2 separate regions of the Homo sapiens genome follow, and region 2 is linked to region 1. Evidence: read pairs that join two places in POLR2A ChIA-PET (ENCODE). Cell type or tissue: GM12878. All regions are shown on one strand. Links, peaks and the distances in the headings refer to the core of each region. The heading gives the core; the rest is flanking DNA.

Region 1 (5,383 bases), core at 329-5,328:
CCAAACTGCTAGGATTATAGGTATGAGCTATTGTGCCTGGCTTTTTTTTTTTTGAGATGGGAGTCTTGCTCTGTTGCCAGACTGGAGTGCAGTGGCGCAATCTCGGCTCACTGCAACCTCCACCTCTTGGGTTCAAGGGATTCCCCTGCCTCAGCCTCCTGAATAGCTGGGACTACAGGCACACGCCACCATACCCAGCTAATTTTTTGTATTTTAATAGAGACGGGGTTTCACCATGTTGGCCAGGATGGTCTTGATCTCATGACCTCGTGATCCGCCCGCCTCGGCCTCCCAAAGTGCTGGGATTACAGACGTGAGCTACCGCTCCTGGCTGCCTGGCTGATAATTTTAACTTTATCTGTAATATGTGTCACAAATATTTTTTTCCATTCTGTCAGGTTTTCTTTTTCTTTTTCTTTTTGAGATGGAGTTTCTTTCGCTCTTGTTGCCCAGGCTGGAGTGCGATGGCTCAATCTCGGTTGACCACAACCTCCACCTCCTGGGTCCAAGCGATTCTCCTGCCTCAGCCTCCCAAGTAGCTGGGACTACAGGCACGCACCACCACGCTCATGCACCACCATGCCCGGCTAATTTTGTATTTTTAGTAGAGACAGGGTTTCTCTATATTGGTCAGCCTGGTCTTGAACTCCCAACCTCAGGTGATCAGCCTGCCTCAGCCTCCCAAAGTGCTGGGATTACAGGCATGAGCCACTGCACTGCACCCGGCCGAATTCTGTCAGGTTTTCTTCTGGAAGACAATACATAACATAAACACATTTTTAAATTTTTTTGCACTCAAATAGGTCAATGTTTTATTTTATGGCTTTTGAATTTCCTGTATTGATTAGGAAAGACTCTTCTACCTTGGAATAAAACTAGTGTTTTCCTAAATTTTTCTAATATTATTTTACATTTAGGAATTTAATCCATCTACAGTTCATTTTTGTGGATAATTTTAGGTTATGGTCTAGTTGTTTTTTTCTAGGTGAATAGCCAATTATCCAAGTATCATTTATTAAATAAAACATCCTTTCTGATTAAATTGTGATCTTTGACATATCTGATTAGGTTCCACATATATGTTTGCATCTATTTCTGTACTCTGGTTCCACTGATCTGCAATAATATGGTAATAAACAAATTTATAATAAATTTTAGTATTGGTAAAGCAACTCCTGCTTCCCACTCCTTTTTTTTTGTTAAATTGAAATTCACATGGGCTGGGCACAGTGGCTTATGATTGTGACCCCAATGCTTTGGGAGGTTGAGGTGGAAGAATTGCTTGAGCTCAAGAGTTCAAGTCTAGCCTAGGCAACATAACGAGACCCCATTTCTACAGGATAAAAGAAAAAAAGAAGGAAATTCACCTAACAGAACAGTAGCCATTTTAAAGTAAACAATTCAATGGCCTGTAGTATATTTACAATGTTGTACAACCTCTATCTCTGTCTAGTTTCACGACATTTTCATCTTTCCAAAGGAAGCCCTTGCCCTTTAAGCAGTTACTCTCCATTCCTTCCTTCCCCCAGCTTCTGGCAACCACCAATCCATCTTCTGTCTCTGGATTTACCTAGTCTGGATAGTTCATATAAATGGAATCATACAATATGTGACATGTGACCTTTTGGCTGATTCCACTCAGCATAGTATCTTTAGGGTTCATCCATGTCATGGCAGGTAATCAGTGCTTCATTCATTTTTATAGCCGAATAGCATTTCATTGGATGTATATACCTCAATTCCACCACTGGTTTTCATTTTCAGAATTATCTTGGCCATTCTCAAACACCAATTTTTTTATGTTAACTTTAATAATTTTGGCCTGGTTAGAAAGCAAAATAGAAAAAAAAAGGGGGATTGTCTTTGGGATTTCTTTAAATTTATTTATTAAAGGAGAAGGATTGATATTTTTATGTTATTGTATATTTCCACCTGGGAATGTGATTTGTGTCTACTCAAGTTATCTTTTGCCCTTTATTAAGATTTTATAGGTTGCGGCTGGGCGTAGTGGCTCACGCCTGTAATCCCAGCACTTTGGGAGGCTGAGGCGGGCGGATCACGAGGTCAAGAGATTGAGACCATCCTGGCCAACCAACATGGTGAAACCCCGTCTCTACTAAAAATACAAAAATTAGCTGGGCGTAGTGGTGCATGCCTGTAGTCCCAGCTACTTGGGAGGCTGAAGCAGGAGAATCCCTTGAACCTGGGAGGTGGAGGTTGCAGTGAGCTGATATCGCGCCACTGCACTCCAGCCCAGATGACAGAGTGAGACTCCGTCTCAAAAAAAAAAAAAGATTTTATAGGTTGCTTTTTCACTAAATATGTGCCCTTTTTTGTAAATTTTGGTACTGTTTTGAATGGGACATTCCTCTCAATTTTTTATTTCTAACTATATAGTGTTGGTAAGAGAAAACCCTGGTGGATTCAAGATGACTTTTTTTGAGGGATTTAAATGGTATGATATTTATCCTTCAGTCAAGTACAGATTTGAATGTGTAAACAGACTTGCTTTCCCCAGTAGGTGGCAGTGTCTTAGGAATCTGCAAGCCTTGGTGATGAAAAGACAGCCTCAGTCTTTTTTTGTTGTGGTTGAGGTTGTTGGGTTAGTCGGTTTTATTTCGTTTTCACTAGTAGTAGTAATAACATGCATCTGTATGTATTTGTTTTATACCTTGTGCCAGTAATTTGGGTACTTTTGAAATGCTAGAAATTTAAAAAAAGAAAAAACACTTTTCTTAACTGCTGTTTAAATAGCTTAGTTTTATTAGCCAAGATTTTTTAGAGGTTTTTTTTTTTTTTTTTGGAGATGGAGTTTCACTCTTGTCGCCCAGGCTGGAGTGCAGTGGTACGATCTTGGCTCACTGCAACCTCTACCTCCTGGGTTCAAGTGATTCTCCTGTCTCAGCCTCCCGAGTAGCTGGTATTACAGGCGCCCGCCACCACGCCCGGCTAATTTTTGTATTTTTACTTTTCTTTTTTTTTTTTTAATTCTTTAATCTTTGTATTTTTAGTAGAGACACGGTTTTGCCATGTTGGCCGGGCTGGTCTCAAACTCCTGACCTCAGGTGATCTGCCTGCCTCGGCCTCCCAAAATGCTGGGGTTACAGGCGTGAGCCACCATGCCTGGCCTGAGTTTTAGACTTTTAAAAGCTAATAGAAGTATTGGCTGGACGCGGTGGCTCATGCCTGTAATCCCAGCACTTTGGCAGGCCAAGGCGGGTGGATCATGAGGTCAGGAGTTCAAGACCAGCCTGGCCAAGGTGGTGAAACCCCATCTCTACTAGAAATACAGAAATTAGTCACGGTGGCAGGTGCCTGTAATCTCAGCTGCTTGGGAGGCTGAGTCAGGAGAATCGCTTGAACTCAGGAGGTGGAGGTTGCAGTGAGCCGAGATCCTGCCACTGCAGTCTAGCCTGAGTGACAGAGCAAGACTCCATCTCAAAAAAGAAAAGTATTTATTGTTTTTATTTTTTTTGAATAGCTTTTTTCTGTTTTTTAGGTATTTAAAAGGAACATGCCTCTTCCAAGAATAGGCATGTAAAAAGTATATATCTTTTAACTCACAGTTGCTGTGAATACAAAGGAATAATTTTAATTTTGTACATTTTTTTTCCCCTTAGCACGAGAAGCCCTGCCAACGTGGGATAAGCAGATCCAATCACTTTGTTTCCAAGTGAATAACCTTTTGGAGAAAATTAGTCAAACAGCACCAGAATGGACAGCACAAGCCATGGAAGCCCAGATGGCTCAGTGAATCCTTGCAGAACTTCTGTGCACATGACATCTTTTTCCATGTTGTGCAGATCAGTTTCACTATCTCCAAAGCATTTGCATCATGACCTTATACATTTCAATCCCTTTTATGCTGGATTCCGTTTAAAGAAGACATTATTAGAGCAGGAAGTACAAGCATTTAAAATATGTAGTTCCCATATATTTCAGGGTCTCTGTGTATTAAGCTAACTCAGATGTTTTGAAAGCTTTTTCTTTAAACAGAGGTGAAATATCTGTGGCTAAAAAGTTTGAGATTTGTGATAACTTTGTAGTCATGTAAAACTTAAGTGCTTCATGCCTCTCCAAATGTGGTTATTCTAATAAATGGAGAAATGAGCCAAATAAAAGTAGTACTTTGTTTTTAGTTAGCGAAGAGTATTTTGTTCCCTTTTCCTTCGGTTCAGCAGACATTGATTTATGCCCTATGCTAGAAATACAAAGATGAGTCATAATGCCTGTTCTCCAGGCATCCAAAGAGTCAAAGAGCCAAGAGACAGTAAGTTTAATACTTGTATTTGCTCCAGCTACTAGAGCACACAGAGAGTAGCTCTTCAGTTAGGAGAGAGAAGTCAGGGAAGGCCTCCACAGAGGGTTATTTTAGCTGAGCTTTATAGAAAAACATGGGGAAAGGACTTGAAAAAGTATGTAGGTGACTTTTAGTATCAGCTCCAACATGTAAAGAGCTTGGAAGTCATCACATCCCTCCTCACAGCAAAAACAAACAAAAAACTGTACAGATTGGAATATCAATGGCTTTTCTTAGATCCATGGAAGAATTAAAGTCATAGGACAAACCACCACTCAAAACCCTGGAGAGACAGGCAAATACAGAGAATCACAATTGGGATCAGCTTACTGGGAGAAGAGGCTGCTGGTCAGTGACTGCTAGGAACACTAAAATGGTAATTATTTAGATATTTTCTTAAATGGTAAAAATAAATATATATAAAAAAGTAAAATGGTAACAATGACAGCTACAGTAAACCTCAAATACAGCCCAGCTCCTATCCAAATTAATATAAAGCCTCATATTAAAAGCCTAGTTACTGGCTGGGTGCGGTGGCTCATGCCTGTAATCCCAGCACTTTGAGAGGCTGAGGTGGGCGGATCACTGACACCAGGAGTTCAAAACCAGCCTGGGCAACATGGCAAAACCCCGTCTCTACTAAAAACAGAAAAATTAGCCAGGTGTGGTGGTGCACGCCTGTAATCCAGCTATTTGGGAGGCTGAGGCAGGAGAATCACTTGAACCTGGGAGGCAGAGGTTGCAGTGAGCCGAGATTGTGCCACTGCATTCCAGTCATGGACACAGAGCAAGACTGTCTCAAAAAAAAAAAAAAAAAAGCCTCATTACCTATTACTTGATGCATCATGTGTGGCTTTCAACCAAAAAATTATAAAGCATGCTAAAAGGTTAGAAAAAACACAATCTGAAGAGCTATACCAGCAACTGAACCAGACTAAGATATGGCAGGAGTGCTGGAATGATCAGACCAGGAAATTAAAACAACTATGATTAACATGCTGAGGACTCTAATGGAAAAAAATAGACAAGTTCAAGAACAGATCGGTAATATAAGCAGAGAGATGGGAACTCTAAAGATTTGAA
Region 2 (5,383 bases), core at 68-5,067, 120 kb after region 1:
GAAAGGACAGGAATTGCTCACTCGGGGAGCTCGGTTTTTGGAGACGTGAGTCCTCGGATGCTCCCAGCTGAATAAAGCCCTTTCGTTCCACAACTTGGTGTCTGAGGGGTTCTTGTCTGTGGCCGGTTCTGCTACATCACCATCTCCTGGTTACCCCTCTCCTCCAGGGTGGGATAGCTCATCTGTCTCCTTCCCCAGCTGAACACCAGCCCTTTGAAGGAGAGGGATGGGGCTTTGCCATTGTCACAACTTTAGAGTTAATGTGGTAGGAGTTATTAAGAAATTATTTTAGGCAGATAGAGATGAAAAGGGGTCCTTGGGAAGTTTTTGTTTTTAAAGTCAGAAACATTTCTTGTCTAGCTGGAAAGCCAGGCCAGCAACCTTTGATATGCAAATGGAGGCCATTAGAATCTGGGTCCACCCAAACATGGCCATTCCCGCCCTCTTCTCCTTGCTCTTGCCCGAACATGTGCCTGGCAACATGGCGGCCCCCATATATCCCCATGTGTGTAGAACATCAGGGTTCCCTGCATTTGCATGTTAAAAGGCTAGGGTGGAAGGGCCAGTTTCTTCTGGGCTACATGAATGACATGCCTGGTGAAACCAATCCCCTGAGCCCTATGCAAATCAGACACCACCTCCTCCAGCCTCTACATACACCTGGCTGGTTTCCACCCCACTTGGGGTCTCCTCTTTCGGCTTTGGAGCCCCCCCCCCCCTCTGTCTCTGTACGTGGGAGCTTCTTCCTTCCACCTTCTTCCTTTCTTTTCTTCCTTTCTTGCCTGTTAAACTCTCTGCTCCTTAAAACCACTCCACGGGTGTCTGGTTGTTTTATCTAATTCAACGTGAGACAAGAGCTCTGGTGTTCCCCCACTCATCGGAGTCATATCATTTAGGCCAAACCAAAGGCATAAGAGAAACTTAGGATTCCATGGGATGACATTTAAAATGCCTTCAGAGGCTGGATGCGGTGGCTCACGCCTGTAATCCCAGCACTTCGGGAGGCTGAGGCAAGCAGATCACGAGGTCAGGAGATTGAGACCATCCTGGCTAACACAATGAAACGCTGCCTCTACTAAAAATACAAAAAATTAGCCCTGCGCGGTGGCCAGCGCCTGTAGTCTCAGTTATTCCGGAGGCTGAGGCAGGAGAATGGCGTGAACCCGGTAGGCGGAGCTTGCAGTAAGCCAAGATCGTGCCACTGCACTCCAGCCTGGCCGACTGAGCGAGACTCCGTCTCAAAAAAAAAAAAAAAAAAAAAAAAAAAAAGCCTTCAAAGGCTGAGCTTGGTAGCTCAAGCCTGTAATCCTAGCACTTTGGAAAGCTAAGGCGAGAGCATTGCTTGAGGCCAACAGTTCAAGACCAACGTGGTGAGACCCTGTATCTACAAAAAAAATTGTTTAAATTAGCCAGGTGTAGTGGTGCGTGCCTGTGGTCCCAGCTACTCAGGAGGCTGAGGCAGGAGGATTACTTGAGCTTAGGAGGTCAATGCTGCAGTGAGGTGAGATTGTGCTATCGCACTCCAGTGTGGGCAACAGAGTGACTCTGTCTCAAAAATAAATAAATAAATAAACAAATAAAATAAAATAAAATAAAATAAAATGCCTTTAGAACTGTGGTCTAAGCCAGCCACACAAAATAGGAAAAGAATATAAAAATCATTCAGAGACAAACCAAAGTCTATTAAATGGAGACGGATCCAGAGTTTGGGGATTTCACCCATTTGTTCCAATCACGCAGCTTAAAAGGGACCCACCAGATCATCAGTGACAGGGATAAAATCAGCTCTTCAGGTTCAAAGTCTCAGATTCTTTTTTTCATTAATTCAACAAATATATATTGAACACCTACTATATACACACCTGAAGCCTATGTGAGGCTCTAGGGATACAATGGCAACAAGGAGGTTTCCTGCTCTCAAGATGCCCATTTGATTCCATTCCACTAAAGGAGAAAGACACAAGACAGATATATTTGAATACAAACAAACCTGCAGTAAGCACACAAGTGAAACAAATAGTTGCATGTTGTTCTAAAGGCTTCAAAGGAAGCCATCAACAGGCTGAGATTCTGAATAAGTTGGTGGAAGGAAGTGGGGCCTATGTCAGGTGGGATGGGCAGAAAAGGCCCCTGAAGCTGAGCGAGACCCAAAGGAAGAACAGGTGCTGGCTGTGTGGGGAGAAGCCTCTGGGTCTAGGGCCACCATCCCAGCGTGAGCTCAGCAGATTTGAGGAACAAACAATAAACATTCTAGTGGACATTGTAAGGAGCCCAGGAATGGGGGTAGAAATATTTTTACAGGGCCATTCAGGAAAGACTCAGTAGACAGCTAGATTTTTAAGGAGTCAGATTGGTAGACTAGATTGTGTGTGTGTGTGTGTGTGTGTGTGTGTGTGTGTGTGTGTGTGTGTGTGTGTCTGTGAATTAATGCTGGGAAAATCTCCAGGCCATTGGCATGGCCCTAACCTGGCTAGTGTGACTCCTTTCTCTGCAAACAGGCTCAGCAAGCTTTGGGCAGAGAATAGGTAGATTTAGTGGTTGACGACAGACTCCCTGAGAAAAACGGGAGAGGACAGATGTGTGTGTGTGACTCCTGACAATGATTAGACTGCTTTAGGGTCATTGCTGTCTTCGGAAAAGACTGAGTAGGCCAATGCCATGTAGGGCGTTGACTGGAGCAAGTTCAGTAGGCATTGCCTTTATAGGTATCAGCCATTCAGCAAACATTTGTCTAGACAGTATGGCACTGTGGCGTTAAATGCGGCCTCTGGAGTTGGTATCACCACTCACTGTGTGACCTTGAACTAGCTATTCACTGTTTCTGGGCTTTAGATTTCTCATGGGGTTGTTGTCAGGGTTAAAAAGTTCACAAGTCATAGCACAGTCTATAAGAATTTAACAGGTACTCAACAAATATTCATTCTCCTACCCTCTCTCCTGCCCCTCCCTTCGAATTAGAGGAGTGAAAAAAGGAACCAGGGTGAAAAGAAATTGAGGAAGTAGAATGTGCCGACTTGCCACACCTGCTGTGCACAGTAAGGAAGAGGGAAGAAGACGGTTCCCGCACTTCTGGCCTGACACACCAGCCAACAGTTGTATCAATCAGGACTCTTTCTAATGCAAGTCACAGAGTATTAAGCAATAAGGAAGTTTCTTGGCTTATGTAGCTGAAAAATCCTAAGTGCAGCCAATTTTGATATGCTTGGTCACAACGAAAGCTTTAACAACAACAACAACATAATTTATAGGTCATATTCTCAAATCAAAAACTGAAAAATTTCACATACATGATAAAAATGACCTAAAAAACTTTATGTATTTAGAAATTAAAGAGCAAACTCTTAGATAAGTCTTGGATCAAAAAGGAAGTAAAAGAGGACTCGCAAAGTATCTAGAAACCAATGAAAAGGAAATTACTTTCTATTGCACCAGACAGGACCCTGAGAATGGTACTCAGAGAATATTTGGAGTTCTCAAATGCCTTGCAACTGAAAAATAAAGCCAAAAAATAAAGGAACTAACTATTCCTCTCAAAAATTTAGAAAGAGGCTGGGCGCAGTGGCTCATGCCTGTAATCCCAGCACTTTGGGAGTCCGAGTCGGACAGATCATAAGGTCAGGAGATCGAGACCATCCTGGCTAACACGGTGAAACCCCGTATCTACTAAAAAAAATACAAAAAAAAAAAAAATTAGCTGGGCATGGTGGCGGGTGCCTGTAGTCCCAGCTACTCAGGAGGCTAAGGCAGGAGAATGGCGTGAACCCAGTAGGTGGAGCTTGTAGTGAGCCAAGATCGTGCCACTGCACTCCAACCTGGGTGACAGAGTGAGACTCTGTCTCAAAAAAAAAAAAAAAAAAAATTTAGAAACAGAAATCAGGAAATTGACATTGACAAAAGTCAAATTTAGAATTAATGATTTAGAAAAAAGAAAGAATAAAGAACAGTAGGAGGGAAAATATGTGAAATCTACTGAAAATAACTCCAAATGTTTATTGGATAGACTAATAAAATAAACAGCTTACAAGTTTGAAGAGGGAAAAAAGAAAAAAAGAGATTAGGAAGCTGAAGTCGATTAAAAGATTCAAGAGAGTCACCACAGCCAATGCTATGACAGTGAATATGAAAAGCTATAGGAAACGTATGATTTTTTTTTGCAAAATACAGACTATTTAAATTCATCCAAGAAGAGAGGAAAAATGTGAATGGACAAATTATTACATGAATGGACCAATTATTACAGAAGTAATGGTAAAGTGCTTGGACGTTTACTATTGAAAAGACCTTAGGGCCAGATGGCCTTAGAGTTGAGTTTGTTTTTCCTTTTTTAACTGATATATAATAGTTGTACATTTTTTGGTTTTAAAATTGATATATAATAGTTGTACATATGTAGCTGAGTTTCAGCTAAGCTCTAAAGTTCTGATAATTTACCTCTAAAGGTCTGATAATTCCAATGTTAAGTGATTTTTTTTTAAGAGACAGGGTCTGGCTATGTTGCCTAGGCTGGAGTGCGGTGGCTATTCACAGGCATGATCACTGCACGCTACAGTCTCAAACTCTGACCTCAACTGTTCTTCCTGTCTCAGCCTTCCAAGTAGCTGGGACTAAAGGCATGAGCCACTGCACCCGGCCCAATGTTAAATTATTTAAACCCTTGCTACTCAAAGTGTGTCCGAGGACTGTAGTATTAATACCACCTAGATGCTGATTAGGAATGCAGGTTTAGCTACTCCAAGCCATATAAAAATCTTTTAAATTCACATTTTGAAGCCAATACAATTTTAATATCAAAACATAAGAAAGAAAAAAGGATAGAGTAATATTTGTTAATTACAATTATAATTATAGACTAATTTCACTTATGATTTAGAAATACAAATTATAAATAAAATATTAGCTTATATAGGTCTTCATTATATCAAGAGTAAAATACAATGAACAGCAAGGTTTATTCCACAACTGCAAGAGTGGTTCAATATCCAAATCCCAGTAACCTAATCCATTACACTGATAAACTACAGAAGAAAAACATCAGCAGCTGTTCAAATGATAATTGATAAAATTCAGCAGCCATTCCTAATAAAAATTCTAAGTAGGCATGAAAAAATTTAAACTGACAAAAACTACCAGAAACCAATAGCAAATATTATCTTATATAGAGACACTACTGAAAGCATTTTAGTCAAGAAACAGATAGATACCTGCACCATCATTATTATTTAATATTATTTTAGATATTTTAGCAAATGCAAGAAGAAAAAAAGTTAACTAGTAAGTATAAATATCAGAAAAGAAAAAATAAAAACATGTCTTTTGATATGGTTGCATATTTAGAAAACTCAAGATAATTAAGAAGGCAAAACAGGCTGGGCGTGATGGCTCA

The links. ChIA-PET counts read pairs that join two places held together with the same protein. Peaks named below come from ENCODE experiments on the same cell type or tissue, not always from the same donor. Only the 100,000 strongest peaks of a DNase experiment are listed, where the experiment ranks them.
Region 2: POLR2A ChIA-PET joins it to region 1 with 7 read pairs; 5 of 35 experiments call an interaction of 5 or more read pairs at or near these places.

The regions. Positions count from the first base shown.
Region 1 is chr4:83,071,677-83,077,059 of GRCh38, forward strand. It overlaps COPS4 (COP9 signalosome subunit 4), which reads left to right. Exons shown (of 10, transcript NM_016129.3): 10 at 3,621-4,142. The coding sequence ends at 3,754. Among named protein-coding and RNA genes, the nearest start is that of COPS4, 39 kb to the left of the region's middle. In GM12878, for the core only: a CTCF peak has its summit at 2,521 (motif pointing right); a DNase peak (open chromatin) is centred at 2,585; H3K27ac peaks cover 604 bases.
Region 2 is chr4:83,195,010-83,200,392 of GRCh38, forward strand. It overlaps LOC124900167 (a long non-coding RNA gene), which reads right to left. Exons shown (of 5, transcript XR_007058167.1): 2 at 1,863-1,944. Among named protein-coding and RNA genes, the nearest start is that of PLAC8, 83 kb to the left of the region's middle. RefSeq lists an enhancer at 2,711-2,830. In GM12878, for the core only: no CTCF peak of the experiment used is centred there; no DNase peak of the experiment used is centred there; H3K27ac peaks cover 593 bases.